Regions from separate parts of the Homo sapiens genome. Here region 2 is linked to region 1. Evidence: read pairs that join two places in POLR2A ChIA-PET (ENCODE). Cell type or tissue: MCF 10A. All regions are shown on one strand.

Region 1 (8,000 bases):
TGGCTCAGTGTTTTGTGAAGTTTTAGTCAATATATTGGCCAGGGCTGCAGTCATCTGAAGGCTTGACCTGAGCTGGAGAACTTGCCTCTGAGATGGCTCACTTCATCTGGCTGTTGGCAGGAGGCCTCAGTTTCTTACTTACTATATAGGCTTCTTCTCCATAGGAGTGCTTAAGTATCCTCCTGACAAGGCAGCCAGCTTCTTTCAGAGAGGATGATCCAAGATATATAGAGAGAAGCTACCATGTATGGAAGTTACATTCCGTTATTCTGCTGTATTCTGTTGATCACATGGACACAGTGTGGGAGGGGACTGCATAAGAACCTGAATACCAAGAGGGTGGGGGCCATTAGGGGCCTTCATGGAGGCTGGATAACCCAGAGAGCAGGAAATTTGAGGGTAGCTGGAGAGGAAAGTGGGACCCTAGCAAGTTTTTTTGTTTTTAATTGATGGAAACAATAACATATTTGTTTGTTGCACCAGTAACGATCCAGTATAGAAGGGAAAATTATTGATGCAGAATGGAGAGTAGAGAATTGTTGGAGAGTTATTACCTTGGCGAGAGGGGATATGATGTGGAGCATAAGTAAAGGAATGGGGACTCGGCTTTGCACAGGATGAGGGTAGTCCACTTAGAGTGGCAGGAGGGAAGACAGTATGTGTGTCAAAAGATGCTACGAGGTGCTGAGATGGGATGGTGGGAGGTTTGTGGATGTTCTCTTCTGGTTACTTCAGTTTTCTCAGTGAAATGGAAAGCAGGGTCATTGAGAATGAGGATGAGAGAAGAGGTATCAGGTTTCAGGAGGGAAGAAGAGAAGTTATAGTCACCAAGGACAGTGGGAGAGTGAGTGGACCAAGGAAATGCGTGGTTTTGGGGGGAGCATTAATGACCCACACAAGATTCAGGGTCATGAATTTAAGGCAAGATCAGTCAGTATAGTTTTCTGTGTTTTACTCTAGCCACATTCAGCTATACAAATGCAGGTGGGGAGGCAGTGAAGAGGTAGATTTAACCAGTGTGTGGTCTGTCCAAATGAGTACAAAGAGAGAAAAGGCAAGGGATTGAAGGGCAAATTATTACAATGTTTGATCTTAGAATTTAACCTGCTTAAGAAGGAAGTTTAGAGCATAGGGGTGAGGAATGAGGGAAAGTAAATATAACTTAAGATCAATGGATGGTAGGGCCTGATGGGGTTGAAAGATTACTGGAGTCAAATATTAGAGGGAATGAACTAGAAAGATAGGTGGAGGCTGTTAAAGGATGTCTGAGATCAGGTGGAGGACAAGATCATTAGGTAGAGGAGCTCACAGACAGGAGAGGCCACAATATTGGAAGGGTCAGGCATACATATGTTAAAATCACCAAGAATTGAGAGAGAAGAGTGACAGTAAACCGGCAACTAGAATTCTTGAGACAGGAGAACGGGTAACTTGGGGAGCAACAGATGGCAGCGATAAGGAGACAGTTGGTATATGGTAGTTGGACCTCTGGTTCCAGGCTGGGAAGAGGAGGGAGGGGTGGGGAGGAAGCATCAGTGAGGAGCAAGAAGGACCTCCTCCCAGTTCCAGGTTCAGCAACCTGATAACTGTGACAGAAAGAACAATGAGGACCAACATTGATCCTGAGGAGATTCAGGTTTAGTCTGGAGCAAAAAGGTGGAGGGGGGCCTTCAGAGATGTTAAAGATCTAGGGAACCGTTACTTCTGGAGGTTACACCGGAAGCCTCTCAAGAGGTGGGGAGGGGTGGGCAGTAGGCATAGAAGATGGGGACAGAAGAGGCATAGCCTTCTGGGAGATGGGCAGTGGGAGCCTCTGGCTTCTGTACTGATTTATGTCAGTGAGGACACAAGATAAAATGATGTTAGCCCTGGTTCTGATAGGTGCTCAAATAGGGTGGTGAGGCTTTGGATGCTGGAGAGTAAGGAGAGTGGAGCTACCTTTTGACTCTTGCAGACAGAAATACCCAGAAATAGGTCTCAGATCGTTGAGACTGGAACAGATTCTACCTAGCTTGTAGCAAGAGAAGACTGAAGCCAGCCTTTCTTACCAGGGTAATGAAAAGGAGAAATGGCTGGGAAAACGGAAGACAAATGTTACTACTTGAATTTGGTGTGCTGGTAAACTGGCTCTCAAAAAACCCCCCAAACACAAATTTCTGTGCTATAAGTACTCCCACCTTGCCAGTTTCAGGCTATCAGAGGTTTCATCAACCAGCTTGTAAGATTCCTGAATATTGGACAGCTTGGCTCTCGATAGTCCTTGATATGAACTCTCTAGCATACCACACACTTTAGAGCAGACTCTATTTTCCTTAAAATATTTGTGTACCGTTTGAATGCTTTAGAGCAGGGGTCTGCAATCCCCGGGCCACAGACCATTACAGACGCAGCCTGTTAGGAAGGTGAGTGGTGGTTGAGTGAGCATTACAACCTGAGCTCTGCCTTCTGCCAGATTAGCAGTGGCATTAGATTCTCATAGAAGCTCGAACCCTATTGTGAACTGTGCGTGCGAGGTATCCAGGTTGTGTGCTCCTTAGGAGAATATAATGCCTGATGATCTGAGGTGGGACAGTTTCATCCTGAAAACCATCCCCACACCCCACCCCCATTTGTGGAAAAATTGTCTTCCGTGTAACCGTCCCTGGTGCCAAAAAGATTGGGGACTGCTGCTTTGGAGTTCTACTAGTAATCCTCAGTTTTGCTTCTTTGTGACTCTTAACCTTATGGAACCTCAGTTTCTTTGTAAACAGAGGGTATTAGCACCTGTTCCTTGGGTTGTTGTTGTAAGGATTAGAGAATAAGTAGAACAAAAGTTCCTGGAATGGTGGATACTATTGATATTATTATTGCCATCACCTTAATGTAAAGCTTTATTACAAAGGAACTCAGTTACCAGAGGATAATACCTGTATTTTCATATGCAAAGGCTGGAGTAGAGATTGGAGTTAACTTTTTAGAGAGCAATTGGGTAACACATATCACACATCTAAGAGCATGGGTTTGATCTAGTAATTTTACTTCTGGGACCTTTTCCAAAGAAAATAACTAAGAATATGTGGGAAAATGAAGCAAGAAGATACTTGTTTGCAGTACTGTTTGTAAGAGAGGAAAGGTGGAATCTACCTAAATGTCTAACTATTGTGCAACAAAAGACTTTACCTTACTAGAAACAAACGGATAGAATGTAATTGATTATGTGGAATAATGGTTCATTGTAGTATAAAATAGGTTACAAAATAGTAGGTACTGAATGATCCAATTGTATTAAAAGTGCAAAGAATATGATCTGAAGAACAAAAATAAGTGATTGTATTAACAATTAATAGTGATAGCCTCAGACAAAATTAAAAAAAAATTTTTGGGGTACATAGTAGGTGGATATATTTATGGAGTAGGTGAGATTTTTTTTTTTTTTTTTGAGATGGAGTCTCGCTCTGTCACCCAGGCTGGAGTGCAGTGGCGCGATCTCGGCTCACTGCAAGCTCCGCCACCCGAGTTCACGTCATTCCCCTGCCTCAGCCTCCTGAGTAGCTGGGACTACAGGCACCGGCCATGATGCCTGGCTAATTTTTTGTATTTTTTTAGTAGAGACGGGGTTTCACCGTGTTAGCCAGGATGGTCTCGATCTCCTGACCTTGTGATCTGCCCGCCTCAGCCTCCCAAAGTGCTGGGATTACAGGCATGAGCCACCACGCCCGGCCGTAGGTGAGATATTTTGATACAGGCATGCAATGTGATAATCACATTAGGGTATGGGGGTAGCCGTCACCTCAACACATTTCTTTGTGTTACAAATGCATTTATTTGTGTTATAAACACATTTCTGTGTGTTACAAACATTCCCAGGTAAGTCTTTAACTTTTCTTTTAGATTGCTTCTATTTTCTGAGATTATAATGAATGTGACTTGCTTTTGTAATAAGAAAACAAGAGACTGTGTGTGTGTGTGTGTGTGTGTGTGTGTGTGTGTGTGTGTGTGTAGTGCTGTGGAGTAGAAAACCCTAAAGGTGGAGACATACATTTAGCTTTCTTATTAGTCATGAATGACTGTGTAACTGTCTCTTCCATTCTGTTGTCAAAACCCACACCCAGTCCCATGACTGTAAGGGTACTTGAAGGGCAAGGGAGGCATAGAACCAAGCTCATTCAATGCCTTAGGAGCCTGGCAGCAACTCAAGAACTATGGTTTTGTTGATTCCCATAACATTGAGTCTCTTTAGGGATCTCAATAATTTTTAGCTAGGAGAGAATCAAACTGGAATTGAGATGGAAAATGTCTGTTGAAGGCCACTCAAAAGAAAAACGTGTAAGATACAAGGGAAATTTAGCAGTTACAGGTCTTTCTAAAAAAACGAACTGCTATTTTTTTTAAAGTCTTTCTGTGAATATTGGTGACTTAGCACAATGCATTTTCAAAAAAACAGGACCTTGTGATTGTCACAAGTTCCTCAAGAAATTAGAAACCAGGAAATTTACTCTTCTGTAAAACAGTCTGTGAGTCACAGTTAAACAAGCATAGTAATGAAGCTGTCAGATTCGGTGCTATTCTTGCATCAGATGACTTCCTAGATAATTGAAATATTTTCTGAAATTTGTTTACCTTGAGCTAAGTAGAAAGCAAGTTGTATGTCCTTAACACAATTATGTTTTATTCCATTGTTCAGCAGGTATAAGAGTAAGTCAGCTGTTTAATTATGTGTATAATACTAATAAAAGGGAGCACTAACACTGTTAATTTAAAAATCTGGCCCCGTGCGATGGCTCACACCTGTAATCCCAGCACATTGGGAGGCTGAGGTGGGCGGATCACTTGAGGCCAGGAGTTTGAGAGCAGCCTGGCCAACATGGCGAAACCCGGTCTCTACCAAAAGTATAAAAATTAGCTGGGCATGGTGGTGCATGCTTGTAATCCCAGCTACTCGGGAGGCTGAGGCAGAAGAATCACTTGAACCTGGGAGGTGGAGGTTGCAGTGAGCCAAGATCGTGCTACCGCATTCCAGCCTGGGCGACAGAGTAAGACCCTGTCTCAAAAAAAAAAAAAAATCAGATAATTAAAGAGAGAAAATAATTTACTGGTTTTAGGAAAGTGAGCAGCTTTAGAAACAAGGTAGACCAGGAGAATAGCCCTGAGTTAAGTTATCAGACACCTTCTCCTTTTCCTTTTTCTTTGTTTCTTTTCTATTCTTCTTCCCTGTCCTCTTTATCTCTCTTTTTTCTTCTGTCTTTATTCTTTTCCTTCTTTGTACAAAGAGAGAACTTAATGTGCCAGACAGTTGTTTTAGGCACTGGGTTGTATGTCAATAAACAAAAGTGACAAAACCTCTGCTTGCATAGACTGTACATTCTAGTACTTACAGATAATATATAAGTAAATGTATATAAAATACTCTGTGGTGTTAAGTGCTATGAAGAAAAATAAAGGGGGGGCAAGGGATAGAGTATAATTGGGCAGGGGTGGGTGGACAGAGAGGAGAGGGTTCACTTCAATTCCATTTTTCAATTTTGTTTAAAAACTGAAGGCCTCTCAATAGAGGTGACATTTGAGCAGAGATCTGAGTGATATGAGGGAGTAAGCCAGGCAGAAGAAGAAGCAAGCACAAAGGCCTGCAGTGGGAAGATGCCTAGGTGGACCAAGAACATGAAGGAGGCCAGTGTGGCTAGGGGAGGTGGCGGTGAACGAGGGAGGCCAAGCAGCAGGGAGCTAGGTCGTGTAGGGCCCCATTGGGTACAGTAAGCTCTCATCTGAGTGAATCTGGAAACCTTTGGAGAAGTTTATTACAGCAGCTAGTAGTACTCTAATACAGATATTCATATTTATTTGTGTACCATTACGTATTTAATTCCTTTGTACCTAGGAGTAATTCAAGTAGCAGATAATATGACTGTGTTATTAAATACAGGTTTCATTTCAATAATCAGTAATGCATGTGGTAATTTTTTTAAAACCACGTTTCTGAGATTTTCTCTTATTGCTGGCCTGCTTGGATAAGTAATTTTGTCCTCCTAGAATCTGCTAGCAAATAAGTAAGGTGAAAAGAATTTCTTTATTTTATTTTAATTTTTTATTTTTTTGAGACAGAGTCTTGCTCTGTTACCAGGCTGGAGGGCAGTGGCGGGATCTCAGCTCACTGCGACCTCCGCCTGCCGGGTTCAAGCGATTCCCCTGCCTCAGCCTCCTGAGTAGCTGGGACTACAGGTGCGTGCCACCACACCTGGCTAATTTTTTTTTATTTTAGTAGAGACAGGGTTTCACCATGTTGACCATTTCCTGACCTCATGGTCCGCCCACCTCGGCCTCCCAAAGTGCTGGGATTACAGGCGTGAGCCACCATGCCCAGCCTTTTATTTTAAAATTATGATAAAAAATTGATCATCTTAGTCATTTAAGTTTATAGTTCGGTTGTGTTAAATATATTGTTGTGAAACATATCTCCAGAACCTTTTCATTTTGCAAAACTGAAACTCTACCCATTATATAACAACTCCCCTTTTCCTTTTCCCCAACAGCCACCATTCTCCTTTCAGTCTCTATGCATTTGACCAGTTACTCATAGAAGTGGAATTACCAGTATCTATCCTTTTGTGACTGCTTATTTCGTTTAGCATAATGTCCTCAAGGTTCAACCATGCTATAGTGTGTTAGAGCTTCTTTCTTTTTGAAGGCTGGATCATATTTTATTGTGTATAAACATCACATTTTGTTTATCCATCTGTTTGGTGGACAACTGGTTGCTTCTACCTGTTGGCCATTGTGAAGAATGCTGCTATGAACTTAAGTGTGCACCCACTAGAGAGTTCTCAACAGATTGACAGGATGTGATCTGATTTATGTCCAAAAACGTTCACTCTGACCCTTCCCTTCCCTCACTAAGTGAGACTTGGTGTTTTTTTCTGCCATGTTTCTAATGCTCACAAACAGTGTCTTGCACCTAGTGGTCATGCAGAGATATTTGAAGAAATAAATGACAGAACTAAACACAGTGAGGCAAACTCCGGAGGCCATCATGTCAACTCAGATATATATTAGGATATATTAGGGCAGTGGGCCTTTTCTATTTGCAGATCATAGATCTCACTGAAAATTTGATGAAAAATACAGAACTTTCCTCTGGAAAAAAACAGTTTTTATCTCCTTGACTCTCTCAATACAGAATACTTCTGTGACTTCTGCTCACCAAGAAGTGTGTGGGGATTTCTCCCTACCAGCAGCCAGTTCTCTGGTGGATTCTTTAGTGGACACCAGCTGCGTGTCCTCTAATTCAGTTCCGTTCTGATGCTCTCTTGCTGGAGAGAGCACAGGGTGAGAGTGCTCAGCCTCACACGACTGACCCCCACTTTGAGCACCAATCGCAAGTAATAGGTTCTCACCTATGCTTCTGACCCATCTGTTCTAAATTGGGGTTCCCCCTACTCGATACACTGATTTGACTGATTTGCTAGAGTGGCTCTCAGAACTCAGGGAAACAGGTTTACTGGTTTATTATAAAGAATACTACAAAGGGTACTGGTGACGAGATGAAGAGAAGCATGGGAAAGGCACATGGGAAGGAGTGTGGAGCTCCTGTGCCCAGTACAGGCTCACCACCCGCCAGGAGCCCCCACATGTTCAGCTCTCTGGAAGCTCCCCAAACCCAGTCCCTTTGGGTTTTTAGGGAAGCTTCGTTATGTTGGAATGACTGCATAAATCATTGACTACTGGTGATAGGCCAGGCGCTGTGGCTCATGCCTGTAATCCCAGTGTTTTGGGAGGCCAAGGCAGGCAGATCACAAGGTCAGGAGTTCAAGACCAGCCTGGCCAATATGGTGAAAATCTGTCTCTACTAAAAATACAAAAATTAGCCAGGCGTGGTGTCGGGCACCTGTAGTCCCAGCTACTCGGGAGGCTGAGGCAGTAGAATTGCTTGAACCCAGGAGGCGGAGGTTGCAGTGAGCCGAGATTGCACCACTGCACTGCAGCCTGGGGAATAGAGTGAGACTCCATCTCAAAAAAAAAAAAAAAAA
Region 2 (8,000 bases), 55 kb after region 1:
CTTCCAATCCATGAACATCGACTATCTTTCCATTTTTTGTGTGTCCTCTTCAATTTCTTGCATCAGTGTTTTATAGTTTTCATTATAGAGACCTTTCACTTTAATTCCTAGGTATTTTTTTTTTGTAGCTATTGTAAATGGGATTACTTTCTTGATTTCTTTTTCAGCTTGTTTGCTATTGGCATATGGAAATGTGACTGATTTTTGTATGTTGATTTTGTATCCTCCAACTTTACTGAATTTATCAATTCTAATAGATTTTCGGGAGGGGTTCAGATTTAGGTTTTTCCAAATATAAGATCATACCATCTGCAAGCAAGTATGATTTGACTTCTTCCTTTTCAGTTTCAATGGCCTTTATTTCTTTCTGTTGTCTGATTGCTCTAGCTAGGACTTCCAGTACTGTGTTGAATAACAGTGATGAAAGTGGGCATCCTTATCGTGTTCCTGATCTTAGAAGAAAGGCTTTTAGTTTTTCCCTACTCAGTATGATACTAGCCATGAGTTACTCATATATGCCTTTTATTGTTTTGAGATATGTTCCTTATATACCCAGTTTTTTGAGGGTTTTTATCATGAAGGGATGTTGAAGTTTATGAAATGCTTTTTCAACATCAGTTGGAATAATCATATGGTTTTTGTCCTTCATTCTGTTGATATGATGTGTCAGATTGATTGATTTGCATATGTTGAACCATCTTTGCATCCCTGGGAAAAATCCCACTTGGTTAGGATGAATGATCTTTTTAATGTGTTGTTGAATTCAGTTGGCTAGAATTTTCTTGAGAATTTTTACATCAACATTCATCAGTGATAATGACCTGTAGATTTCTTTTTTTATTTTTCTTTTTTAATAATTAGGTATTCAGTATCCAAAAAAAAATTTTTTTTTTTTTTGATAAGTCTTTGTCTGGTTCTGGTTCTGTTGCCAAAGTGCCAGGGATTCTGTTTAGGTACTGCTGCTCACTGGACAGAAAACCAGTCAATGAGACAACAGTTATTGCCAGGGGAGAAGGCTTTAATTGGGTGCCTGCAGCTGAGGAGATGGGAGATCAGTCTCAAATCATCTCCATGGCCAACTAAAATTAGGGGTTTATATACAGGGAAGAAATGTAACCATGTGTGGGAAAACAAGCGTTAGGGAGGGGTGAGGAAAAGAAGTTGGTCAACAGGAAGTAGGTGGTCGGTTAGGCAATCATGATGGGTGGGGGATTTGAACTCTCATTGTCCAGGTGCAGTGATCTGGTAAGTTTCAGCTCCTTCATACTCTGGGAGGCCTGATGGGTGGTTTCCTGAGAAAGGAACTTGGATAAGACAAATGAAACTTTTTCAAGTGTTAAGACTGGGAGAATCAATTTCTATGTCTATTCAGAGAAATTTATCAGCTCTATGCAACAACTTGGTTGGTTTTAATGCATGATCTTTTTAATGTGTTGTTGGATTTGATTTGCTAGTACTTTATTGAGGATTTTTGCATTAATATTCATCAGTGATACTGGCCTGTAGATTTCTTTTTTTGATGTGTCTTTTGTCTGGTTTTGATGTCAGGGGATTACTCACCTTTGAGAATGAGTTTGGAAGAAATATTCCCTCCTATTTTTCAGAATAGTTTGAGAAGGATTGGTATTAGTTCTTCTTTAAATGTTAGGTAGAATCAGCTGTGAAGCTATTGGGTCCTAGGATTTTCTTTGCTGGGAAGCTTTTTATCACTTTGATCTCATTACTTATTATTTATCTGTTCAGGTTTTGGATTTCTTCATGGTTTGATCTTGGTAGGTTGTATGTGTCTAAGAATTTATCCATTTCATCTGAGTTTTCCAATTTATTGGGATGTAGTTGTTCATAGTAGACACTAATAATCCTTTGACTTTCTGGGGTATCAGTTCTTTTTTTTTTTTTTTTTTTTGAACAGAGTCTTGCTCTGTTGCCCAGGCTGGAGTGCAGTGGTGCAATCTCAGCTCATTGCAACCTCCGCCTCCCAGGTTTAAGCAATTCTGTGCGTCAGCCTCCCAAGTAGCTAGGATTACAGACACGTGCCATCATGCCCAGCTAATTTTTGTATTTTTAGTAGAGACGGGGTTTCACCATCTTGGCTAGGCTGGTCTTGAACTCCTGACCTCGTGATCCACCCACCTTGGCCTCCCAAAGTGCTGGGATTACAGGCATGAGCCACCGCACCCAGCTGGTATCAGTTCTAATGTCTCCTTTTACGTCTTTGATTTTGTTTATTTAGGTCTTTTGTCTTTTTTTCATAGTCTGGCTAAAGGTTTGTCAATTTTATTTGTCTTTTCAAAAAATCAACTTGTTGTTTTGTTGATTTTTTGTATTGTGTTGTTTCACTTTTATTTATTTCTGTTCTGATCTTTATTCTTTGCCTTTACTAATTTGGAGTTTTCTAGTTTTCTAGAAACTAGTTTTCTAGTTCTTTAGGATGCATTTTTAGGTTGTTTATTTGAAGTTTTTTTAGTTTGTTTTGTTTGTTTGTTTGTTTTAATGTAGGTGCCAGCCAGGCCCTTGTCCTTCCCTTCAGGGCAGCAAGTTCCCCCAGGCCCCGGGGTAGGTCTAGAGATGCTGTCTGGTCACTAGGGACTGGAGTCAGAAACCTTAGAAATCTGCCTACTTTTCTGCCTGGTATTCTGTTCTACTGTGGTTGAGCTAGCACTCAAACCATGGGACACAGTCCTTCCCACTCTTCCCTCGCCTCTTCCACAGGCAGAGGAGCCTCACCCCATGGCCACCACCACAGGCCCATGGGGATTACTGCCAGGCTACTGCTGATGTTCATTGAGGGCCCAAGGCCTTTCCAGTCAGTTTTTAGTGAATGCTGCCAGGCCCTGGGACTCACCCTTCAGGGCAGTGGGCTCCCCTCTGGCCCAGTGCAGATCCGGAAATGCTGTCCTAGAGCCAAGTCCTCTTACTGGGAGCCCCAAGAGCCTACTTGGTGCTCTACCCCACTGTGGCCAAGCTGGTACCTAAATTGCAAGATAAAGCCCCTTTTACTTCTCCCTCTGCTTTACTCAAGCACGAGAAGTCTTTCACCTTAGCCACCACAGCGGGGAAGGGGCTGGGTCTCACCTGAAGCCAACTCATCCTGTAGTCTAACCCAAGGTCCATGGCGTACTACCTGGGTATTGCTGCTGATTATTTAGGGCCCAAGGACTCATTAGTCAGCAGGTGATGAATCCTGCCAAGACTGGTTCCTTCTGTTCAAGGCAGCAGGTTCCTTTCTGCCCCAGGGTATACCTAGAAATCCATTAGCTGGGGCCTGGAATGGGGGTCTCATGACTGCCTGGTGTTCTTGTAGCAGGAAGAGCCGCAGACAAAACCCCTCAGACACCGAGTTAAAGAAGGAAGGGGTTTATTTGGCTGGGAGCATTGGCAAGACTCCTGTCTCAAGAGAGCTCCTGGAGTGAGCAATTCCTGTCCCTTTTAAGGGCTCACAACTCTAAGGGGGTCCACGTGAGAGGGTTGTGATTGATTGAGCAAGCAGGGGGTACGTGACTGGGGGTTGCATACACTGGTAATTAGAACGGAACAGAATAGGACAGGGATCTTCACAGTGCTTTTTTTATGCAAATAACCAATTAGGTCAGGGGTTGATCTTTAACTACCAGGCCCAGGGTGTGGTGCCGGGCTGTCTGCTTGTGGATTTCATTTCTGCCTTTTAGTTTTTACTTCTCTCTTTGGAGGCAGAAATTGGGCATAAGACAATATGAGGGGTGGTCTCCTCCCTTATTCTGTCTTACTGTGGCTGAAGCTGGTATCCAATATGCAAGATATAGTCCTCTTTTCCCTCTCCTCTCTTCAAGTGGAAAAAAGGGGTCTCTTTTGGAGCTGCAGACTGTGCTGCCTGGCGTTGGGAGAGGGATAGTGCAAGTACTCTTTTAGCCATCCTGGCTGGTGTCTCAGTAGGTCATGTACCCCACAAGTCCACTGGCTCTGAGCCCAGCTCAGCACCAGGACTTGCCAGGAGTTGCAGTCCTTGTGGCTTAGAGTGCCTTTCAAGTTCATTTAGAGCCTCAGAGCACTTAAGCACGCAGTGGTAAGGCTTGCCAGAACTCAAGTTCCCACTACGGGGATAGGCATTTAGGCGATTCCTCTGTGGCTAGCGCTGGTCTTAATGTTCCTTCTGTGAGTGGGCATTGGCCTCAGCCCGATTTACTTTCCCCTGTGACAGGACAGCACTGAATTCGGTGCAAAGTCTCACAATTGCTGTGCTTTTCTTTTCCCAAGCACACAGATTCTCTCTGCGGCCCATGGCCACTGCCAGGAGGTGGAGGAGGGGTGGCATCAGCAATTCAAGACTGTCTTTCCTACCCTCTTTGGTGCCTCTTTCGGTGGTCTGAAGTTAAAACCTGGTACTGATTTCTGGTTCTTATGAAGGTGCCGTTTTTGTGATAGTTGTTAAATTTGGTGTTCCTGCAGGGCTGATGATCAATAAAGCTGTCTATTCAGCTCTCTTGCTCCACCCCTCTCCCGCCCCATATTTTTTTTTTTTTCTGAGACGGAGTCTCGCTCTGTCACCCAGACTGGAGTGCAGTGGCGTGATGTTGGCTCACTGCAAGCTCTACCTCCTGCCATGCCATTCTCCCGCCTCAGCCTCCTGAGTAGCTGGGACTACAGGCACCTGTCACCACGCCCGGCTAATTTTGTTTTTGTATTTTTAGTAGACACAGGGTTTCTCCGTGTTAGCCAGGATGGTCTCAATCTCCCGACCTCGTGATCTGCCCGCCTCGGCCTCCCAAAATGCTGGGATTACAGGCGTGAGCCACCGCGCCCAGCCACAACCCAGACTTTTAAGAATACAATTCTATAAGTTTTTGAAAAGATTTCTACTAAATATTTTATTTTATATATACAAAAAGGAACTCAGAAGTAGATGTATTACTGTTATAAAACAACTTACCAATTTAATTATGAGATATTTATTTAGCATCTGCTATGAACCAAGTGCTGTATGACATACAGCATTTTGTTCACAATGGTGAACAAAATAGACAAGATCCAAAGCATTATGGGCCTTACATTTTAGTGGAGAAAGTAGACAATAAACAAACATTATGGTTTGAGGTGCTTATTACTTATTCACATGGAAGTATTAAGTAGACCATATGATATATTGCCTGCATCCCAGAGACAAACTGTAGATTAGTAATATAAGTTAAGGAAATATCGGAATACATATTGTATTCATAGCATTGGCTATGTATAAGAGCACTTTGCAAGAGATTTTGGAAGAAAGTAGAGTGCATGAGCTCTGAGGAACTCCATCAATTAAACAGTTGCAGGAGGAAGGATCTGTAGACAGATTGAGAAGTAGTTGCTGAGAGAAAATCTAGAATCCAGAGTGTTTAGAACGGAAGAAGTGAGTCACTTGTGTTGGATGCTATTAAGCAGTCATTTAGGATGAGAATGGGTTAAACTTCATATATAGAGATTGTTTGTGATTTTAGTATTTGTGTTTCAGTGGTTTCAGAAGGAAAGACGTTAGATGGGAATGAATTAAACAGTGAATGGAAGGAGGGAAGGGAGAGATGGGCGCATTACAGATAGTGGCTCATGTCTGTAATCCTAGCACTTTGGGAGACCAAGGCAGGAGGATTGCTCGAGCCCAGGGGTTCAAAACTAGCCTGCGCAACATAGCAAGACCTCATCTCTGCAGAAAATTTAAAAATTAGCCAGGTGTCACCATGCACCTGTAGTCCCAGCTACTCAGGAGGCAGAGGCTGCAGTGAGCCACGATCACACCATTGCACTCTAGCCTGGGTGACAGAGTGAGATCCTGTCTCTCTAGAAAAAAAAGAAGAAATAACAACTCTTGAGAAAAACAAGTACTACATAAACTGCTGCCTTACCTTCATGACTCTATCCAAACGAATACCTGAGATTTTTCTCTTTTCATCTTCATCTTCCAGGCCTTCTGCAGCCTCATAGCAAAGATGAGGGCATCATTGCTACCATCAGCATTGCTACCGCCCTTTCGGGAGGTTTGCTTGTAAAGGGAGCACAGAAATGGGATTGCACTGGAGGGTATGAGGGGTTAGGAGAGTGGGGCTGACCTTTAAACAGGAATAGAAGACCTACTCCTCCACTGTGAAAGGAAGAAAGGGAAAATAAGTAGAGATTCCTATCAGTTTGTACATTTGAAAGTGGGAAAATGATTGTTTTATTTGGAGCTGAGCCCTAGAGAGGCAGAAAAGAGTGTTGGATTAAAGAGAAAGATGATATAAAATGACTTCTTGAAGAAGAATGGATCAGCTCCTGTAGGCAAGGTAATTGAGCAGAGAAAAGAGCAAGCTTGCTGAGTGATTCTTGGGTCTTTGCTATGGTTGGAAGCCATCGCTGGTGTTGATATTTGCAATGGTTTTGTGATTTTTCTCCCCCCAGCTCTAGAGGGAGAGATAGGGTTATATAACAGGGTTTTTCCCGCCTCCCTAGGAAGAAGGATAGGGTTGATTGGGCACGGTAGCTCACAGCTGTAATCCCAGCACTCCGGGAGGCCAAGGCAGGCGGATCACGAGGTCAGGAGATCGAGACTGTCCTGGCCAACATGGTGAAACCCCGACTCTACTAAAATACAAAAAGTACCCCGGCATGGTGGTGCACACCTGTACTCCCAGCTACTCAAGAGGCTGAGGCAGGGGAATCCCTTGAACCCGGGAGGTGGAGATTGCAGTGAGCCGAGATCGCGCCACTACACTCCAGCCTGGTGACAGAGCAAGACTCTGTCTCCAAAAAAAAAAAAAAAAAAAAAAAAAAAAAACAACAATAACAAAAACAAACAAAAAGCAAAACAAAAAAAGAAGGGGAGGGTTATATGGATGGTTAGAGTCATCCAATCATGTAAAACTCAGTTAATTGTGATTTCTCACTGGGAATAATTGCAACAAGACCTTCTCAGCCTTAAAAATATATATACTGAATGTAATCTAACTTTTTGATTTCTGAGGCTTTCATTATATTAGTAGGGACGCTCTGATAGTTAAAGTGACTGCCCTAGGTTCAGTTTAACAAGTTTTTTTCTAATGCACACCACAGTGTTAGGCTCTGCCGTCTTTGAAAGTTAAAATCCTTGCCCTAAGCAGCACCTGCCTGTGGTGAGAATGGTACATGCTGTGAGAGCAATGTGTACCCTGTGCCAGGGAAGCACTGAAATGGTACCTTCTCCTGAACAGGCTGGTGGACAAAGTGGGGATTGTCCTGGGACACTGCCAGGAGGGATAACTAAAGTAGTCAATTGCCTTGGAACTTAGAAGATCCATTGTTTAAATTCATTTTTATAATAGAAAATAGTGCGTGGTGGCTCATTCCTGTAATCCTAGCACTTTGAGAGGCCGAGGCAGGCCCATTGCTTAAGTCCAGGAGTTTGAGTCCAGCTTGGACAACATGGTGAAACCCCGTTTCTAAAAAATTCCAAAAAAAATTAGCCAGGCCTGGTGGTGTGTACCTGTTTTCCCAGCTACTAGGGAGGCTAAGGTGGGAGGATCATCTCAGCCCAAGGAGGTTGAAGCTGCAGTGAGCCGTAATTGTACCACTGCACTCCAGCCCGGGTGACAGAGTGAGACCTTGTCTCAAAAGAAGAAGAAAAAAAAAAAAAAGAAAGAAAAGAATGGCTACAGTGCCAGGTCAGACTGTAAATCCAGTGAAAATATTACATGTTTTCAGTAAAAAATATTTTAAAACAGTATTGTTTAAAAACTTAGAAGTTAAGAATTTTTAAGCATGATATTCATTTTGAATGCTAGTGTTGAGAAAATATTATTTCATTGGTAAAGTAGATTTCAGATTTTGTAGAGAATTTTTGAATTTTTGTAGAGAATTTTGAGTGAGGCTTTTAAGAGCTAGTCAATGACTCTCTTGTATTTAACTCATGTTAGAAACTTCTGACTTTCTTTTTTATTTGTGATGCACTTTTTTAAAAATGCGGTATTACCAGCTATAAATGAAATACTGAAAATGAAAGATTTTATTTATTTTGGGAGTAACTGATAAACATTGGA

Evidence for each region. Peaks named below come from ENCODE experiments on the same cell type or tissue, not always from the same donor. Only the 100,000 strongest peaks of a DNase experiment are listed, where the experiment ranks them.
Region 2: POLR2A ChIA-PET joins it to region 1 with 40 read pairs; 6 of 35 experiments call an interaction of 5 or more read pairs at or near these places.

The regions. Positions count from the first base shown.
Region 1 is chr18:12,603,576-12,611,575 of GRCh38, reverse strand. All of the region lies in intron 2 of SPIRE1 (spire type actin nucleation factor 1), which reads left to right. Among named protein-coding and RNA genes, the nearest start is that of SPIRE1, 51 kb to the left of the region's middle. In MCF 10A, a CTCF peak has its summit at 6,853; DNase peaks (open chromatin) are centred at 3,045, 4,075 and 4,505.
Region 2 is chr18:12,548,203-12,556,202 of GRCh38, reverse strand. The region is part of intron 2 of SPIRE1 (spire type actin nucleation factor 1); the gene reads left to right. Among named protein-coding and RNA genes, the nearest start is that of SPIRE1, 110 kb to the left of the region's middle. In MCF 10A, no CTCF peak of the experiment used is centred here; DNase peaks (open chromatin) are centred at 1,969, 3,142 and 3,952.